Regions from separate parts of the Homo sapiens genome. Here region 2 is linked to region 1. The links are chromatin loops, found by intact Hi-C in ENCODE. Cell type or tissue: PC-3. All regions are shown on one strand. Links, peaks and the distances in the headings refer to the core of each region. The heading gives the core; the rest is flanking DNA.

Region 1 (2,833 bases), core at 334-2,833:
CTCATGGGTCATCTTCCTGTTGTCTGAATGAGGGTCCAACCAGCCTTCTGCAGCATCGCATGGTGTTCCAGTTATCTCTTGCTGCGTAATAAACCACCCCAAAATATAAAACAACATCCATTTATTATGTTCACAATTCTGTAAGTCAGGGATCTGGGCTGGGCGTGGCAGTCCTGCTCAACAACATCTGGGGCCTCAGCCAGAGTGCCTGCAATGGCTGGAGATGCTGGGGCAGCCCGACTGGAGCCATCTGTCTGGGTCTTGAGTCTTCTCCAAGCGATGTCTGCTGGAGCTCCAATGTCTTTGAGACCCCTTCACTCCCAAATCTTGAGCCTGGGCTGGCCTGGCTGAAACCGTTGTTCCTGTCCAGGCAGCCTCTCCTTGTGGCTAGCTCAGGCATTCTCATAGCATGATGATCTCAGGATAGCAAGAACTTTTTTTTTTTTCCTTTTTTTTTTAAGATTGAGTCTCAGCTGGGTGCGGTGGCTCATGCCTGTAATCCCAGCACTTTGGGAGGCCGAGGCGGATGGATCACCTGAGGACAGGAGTTCAAGACCAGCCTGGCCAACATGGTGAAATCTTGTCTTTACTAAAAATACAAAAAAGTAGCCAGGCGTGGTGGTGGGCGCCTGTAATCCCAGCCACTCGGGAGGCTGAGGCAGGAGAATCCCTTGAAGCCAGGAGGCACAGGTTGCAGTGAGCCAAGATCGCGCCATTGTACTCCAGCCTGGGCAACAAGGGCAAGACTCCATCTCAAAAAAAAAAAAAAAAAGATAGATGGAGTCTCGCTCTGTCACCCAGGCTGGAGTGCAGTCACACAACCTCGGTTCACTGCAACCTCTGCCTCCCAGGTTCAAGCAATTCTCCTGCCTCAGCCTCCCAAGTAGCTGGGATTACAGGTGCCTGCCACAAAGCCTGGCTAATTTTTTTTTTTTTTTTTTTTGTATTTTTAGTAGGGATGGGGTTTCACTAATGGCCAGACTGGTCTTGAACTCCTGACCTCAAGTGATCCACCCACCTCAGCCTCTATATTAGTCTGTTCTAATACTGCTAATAAAGACATACCCGAGACTGGGTAATTTATAAAGGAAAGAGGTTTAATGGACTCACAGTTCCACATGGCTGGGGAGGCCTATGGCAGAAGACAAAGAAGAAGCAAAGGCACATCTTATGTGGCAGTAGGCAAGAGAGCATGTACAGGGGAACTCCCATTTATAAAACTATCAGATCTTGTGAGACTTATTCACTATCACAAGAACAGCATGGGAAAGACCCACCCCCATGATTCAATTACCTCCCACCAGGTCCCTCTCACAACACGTGGGAATTATGGGAGCTAGAATTCAAGATGAGATTTGGGTGGGGACACAGCTAAACAATATCAGCCTCCCAAAGTGCTGGAATTACAGGCGTGAGTCACCGCATCCAGCCAGGATGGTGAGACTTTTTACATGACTAATTCCCCCAGAGTAATGTTCCTAGAGGCCCAGGAGGAAACTGCAAGACTCCTCATGATTCAACCTCACAAATTCAGCATGTTGCTTCTGCTATATCCTATGGGTCAAGCAAGTCAGTAAAACCAGTCCAGATTCAAAGAGCAGATTCGACTTCTCAACAGGGGAACACCATGGTGTGCACGGGAGGGGAGAGTTGATGGCAGTCATCTTAGAGACAAGCTGGGTAGACACATGGGTTGGGCCAAGAGTGGGGGATTTTGAGCACAGATATTGGGTCATGTCAAGTTCTGTAACTTTCTGTCTCTGTGATGTCTGGAAAGTTATTTCACCCCTCTGAGCCTCCACTGCCTCATCTATAAAATGAGGATAATATGCTACTGCATGTGATTTGGTAAGACTTAAATGAAACAAAGATAATGCTTGGCACATCTCTCACACCTATTAAGTTCTCCCTTAATGGTAGCTAGACTGAGTATTAACTAGAAATGTTACGATTACTCCAGTTAGTCCTGTGGATATTCATTCATTCATTCAGCAAGCAAGCAAGCATTTCTTCTGCACCTGGAATGTGCCAGACCCAGTACCAGGCGTTGGCCTCCCCACAGTTGCAGGGATAATATGTTGAAGGCAGAGACAGTTGGGCTTTCAGATTTTCTGGGTGTCACCATGGGCTCTTCAGAGCCAGCCAGCATCATTGAGGTTTGCAAGATGGGCTTCTCACCTAAGCCTTCTGATGTTACAATATAATTTTCAACCTCATCCCGGTAGAGTCTCCTCGTACATGATAGCAACTCTCCTCCCGTTTCAGATGGTAGGGATGTTAATAGGAGAGGCAGGAGAATTGAACCTACAAAAAAATGGGGGTTCTTTCCCCATTCACACATGTGTCCTGAGGTCCCATGGGATGAGCATCTGTTTCCCCGAAAGGGCCCTGGTGTGTCGGGATGGGCAACACAGCACTTGGAAGGTGTGTCTCGGTGCCCATGGGCCCTCCTGGCATCCAGCATCAGTACCACAAACAGGAGGGCTGCAGACAAGAGAGGAAAGGTAACAGTGTCCAATCCTGTACTATACATAATCACAAAAGAAACTTGACAAAGCATTCTAAAATAAAACCAAAGCAAGAAGTCAAGGAAAATGTAAGCGGAACCAGAAGAAGCCATTAGGCAGGAAAACTTAATCCAACAGTCTGGTCTGTGTGTCTTATTTGAGCAGTTTCCTAATACCAGGAACTAATTAAAAATGAAAGGGCAGGACTTCTAACACATTCTCTCCCAAAACCTTTAGGCTTCCCATAATCATGTGAAAAACCTCACTTGCTCAAATGAAGGTCTTTTTACTTTCCTTTGAAGATCCTGGAGCTTTAAGTAGATCTC
Region 2 (2,913 bases), core at 98-2,597, 64 kb after region 1:
ATGGAGCAAGATAGAACCTTCCAAAAATGTTGTTTCCAAGAAAAGACTTATAAAATGCCTGGTAAGTTTGAATCATTTAAGGAGCAAATTAACAAGAGAGAGTTTGAAGATAAGCACATATAAAAACTAAACAAATGAAAAAACAAACTTATCAACCCCAGGGAAAACAGAAAGCTAATGAGAGAGGAAAAAAATTCACACGATACGGCTCAATTGTGATTAGTTACAATGATGTAAACCCTGAACACTGTTCTAATCAAAATCAATGTACAAAAATCAGTTAGCCAGGCACAGTGGTTCATGCTTGTAAGCCCAGCACTTTGGGAGGCTGAGGCCAAAGGATCACTTGAGGCCAGGAGTTTGAGACCAGCCTGGCCAACGTAGTAAGACCTTTTTTCTATTTAAGAAAAAAAAAAATCAGCAGCATTTCTGTACATCAATAACATTAAAGCTGAGAGCCAAATCAAGAACACAATCCCATTTACAGTAGCCACACACAAAAAAATAAAATACCCAGGAATACATCTAACCAAAGAAGTCAAAGATCTCTACAAGGAGAACTACAAAACACTGCTATATAATTTTTATATATGTGTTGTTTTTTTTTTTTAGTCAAAAAATAAAAGATGCCAGGGAGGCTGCAGAGAAAAGGGAACGCTTATACACTGCTGGTGGGAATGTAAATTTGTTCGGTGACTTTGTAAAGCAGTTTGGAGATTTCTCAAATAACTTAAAACAGAACTACCATTCAACCCAGCAATCCCATTACTGGGTATACACCCAAAGGAAAACAAATCATTCTACCAAAAAGACACATGCACTTGTATATTCACTGCAGCACTATTCGTAACAGCAAAGACACAAACCAACCTAGGTGCCCATCAACGGAAGGTTAAAGGAAATATGGTACATATACACCATGGGATACAACACAGCCATAAAAAAGAATAAAATCATGTCCTTTCCAGCAACATGAATGCAGCTGGAGGCCATTATCCTAAGCAAATTAATGCAGGAACAGAAAACCAAATACCACAAGTTCTCACTTATAAGCCAGAGCTAAACATTGGGTACACAAAGACATAAAGATAAGAACAATAAATGCTGGGGACTACTAGAGTTGGGGAGGGGGGAATGAGGCACCTATTGGGTACTATGCTATCTGGATGACAGGACCAGTTGTACCCAAACCTCGGCATCAGCATCATGCAATATACTCACATAACAAACCTGCACATGTACCCCTGAATCTAAATAAAAGTTGAAATTTTTTTTTTTAAATCATGAAACATAGGCTGGGTGCAGTGGCTCACGCCTGTAATCCCAGCACTTTGGGAGGCCGAGGCAGGCGGATCACGAGGTCAGGAGATCAAGACCATTCTGGCTAATGTGGTGAAACCCCGTCTCTACTCAAAAATACAAAAAATTAGCCGGGCATGGCAGCGGGCGCCTGTACTCCCAGCTACTAGGGAGGCTGAGGCAGGAGAATGGCATGAACCCAGGAGGCGGAGCTTGCAGTGAGCCGAGATCGCGCCACTGCACTCCAGCCTCAGCAACAGAGCGAGACTCTGTCTAAAAAAAATAATAATGAAACATAAAAAGTAGGTCATGTTTGAGAAGAGAATAATTAACTCAGTTTGGAGTGCAATAACTTTGAGGCATGGTATGTTACTTAAGTGACAACAACTAGCAGGAAGTTAGGAATGAAGAACACAGCTCATAAAATGAAGGTTGCAGATGACATACCTGAAAAAAGATGAGTTGAAGCCATGAGACTGAATGAACTGGGATGGAAGAGCGGTGATAGAGGTGGTAGCCAAGGTTAGATGCTGCAGGAATAGCTACATTTTAATGGTCAGGGAAAATAGTTAATGAAGGGATCAGAGAGCTAAGAGGAGAAAGAATAAAACATTGATGTAAAATGAGGAGAGTTTCAAAAAAAACACAAAAAAACAAAAAAACTAGGTGGTCATTGGGGGTTTGACCAATAGTAATACAACAAAAATAATGAGAATCAGATAAAGAAAAATATCAGATTTCACACTAATCCAGAGGGCCTTAGACTACAAAAAAAATTGAAACTGAAAATAAAACTGGATTTTTACATTCTTCAAGGGAATACAGGGAAGATGAAACCAGGCTAAAAAATGGTTAAGCAGGGAGTAGGTAGTCAGGAAACAGAGGCAAGTATAGATGACTTAAGAAGCCCAGTCATGAAGGGAAAGAGAAAAACAGAATGACAATTTTAAAGAACAATACAATCAAGGAAGAATCAAAGGTTTTTCACTTTTTGGCTTTATAAGGCTCAGGAAGGCCCAAGAACATTTGTAAGCTGTGGAAAATAATTCAAAAAAGAAGAAAAATCTGAAGAAGCAACATAGAGAGGAAACAACTAATGAAACAAGGTGCCAGGAAAAGAAGGAAAGGGAGGAACAGTAGGTACAAGTACAGGATTTTTTCTTTTTTTTTCAAGACGGAGTCTCGCTCTTCCCCCAGGCTTGAGTGCAGTGGCGCAATCTCAGCTTACTGCAACTTCCGCCTCCCGGGTTCAAGCAATTCTCCTGCCTCAGCCTCCTGAGTAGTTGGGATTACAGGCATGCGCCACCACGCCCAGCTAATTTTTGTATTTTTAGTAGAGACGGGGTTTCACCATGTTGGCCAGGCTGGTCTCGAACTCCTGACCTCATGATCCGCCCACCTCGGCCTCCCAAAGTGCTGGGATTACAGGCATGAGCCACCATGTCTGGCCCAAGTACAGGACTTTTTGGACACTGTTATGAGAAAAAATGGAGCAGAGGCTTTTTACAGCAATTTCTGAGGGGGCTTATGATAGGGGACTCTTGGTGGATGGTTTTAATCCTTTGAATGGGTATGAGGTAACATTATTGCCATAAAATAAAAGGGTTAGGGGCT

Evidence for each region. Peaks named below come from ENCODE experiments on the same cell type or tissue, not always from the same donor. Only the 100,000 strongest peaks of a DNase experiment are listed, where the experiment ranks them.
Region 2: it touches region 1 in a loop (2.4-fold over the local background); 9 of 110 quality-filtered maps call a loop at or near these places.

Annotation. Positions count from the first base shown.
Region 1 is chr12:98,754,667-98,757,499 of GRCh38, reverse strand. The region is part of intron 25 of ANKS1B (ankyrin repeat and sterile alpha motif domain containing 1B); the gene reads left to right. Among named protein-coding and RNA genes, the nearest start is that of APAF1, 110 kb to the right of the region's middle. In PC-3, for the core only: a CTCF peak has its summit at 1,517; a DNase peak (open chromatin) is centred at 1,479; H3K27ac peaks cover 1,257 bases.
Region 2 is chr12:98,690,763-98,693,675 of GRCh38, reverse strand. The region is part of intron 16 of APAF1 (apoptotic peptidase activating factor 1); the gene reads right to left. Among named protein-coding and RNA genes, the nearest start is that of APAF1, 47 kb to the right of the region's middle. In PC-3, for the core only: no CTCF peak of the experiment used is centred there; no DNase peak of the experiment used is centred there.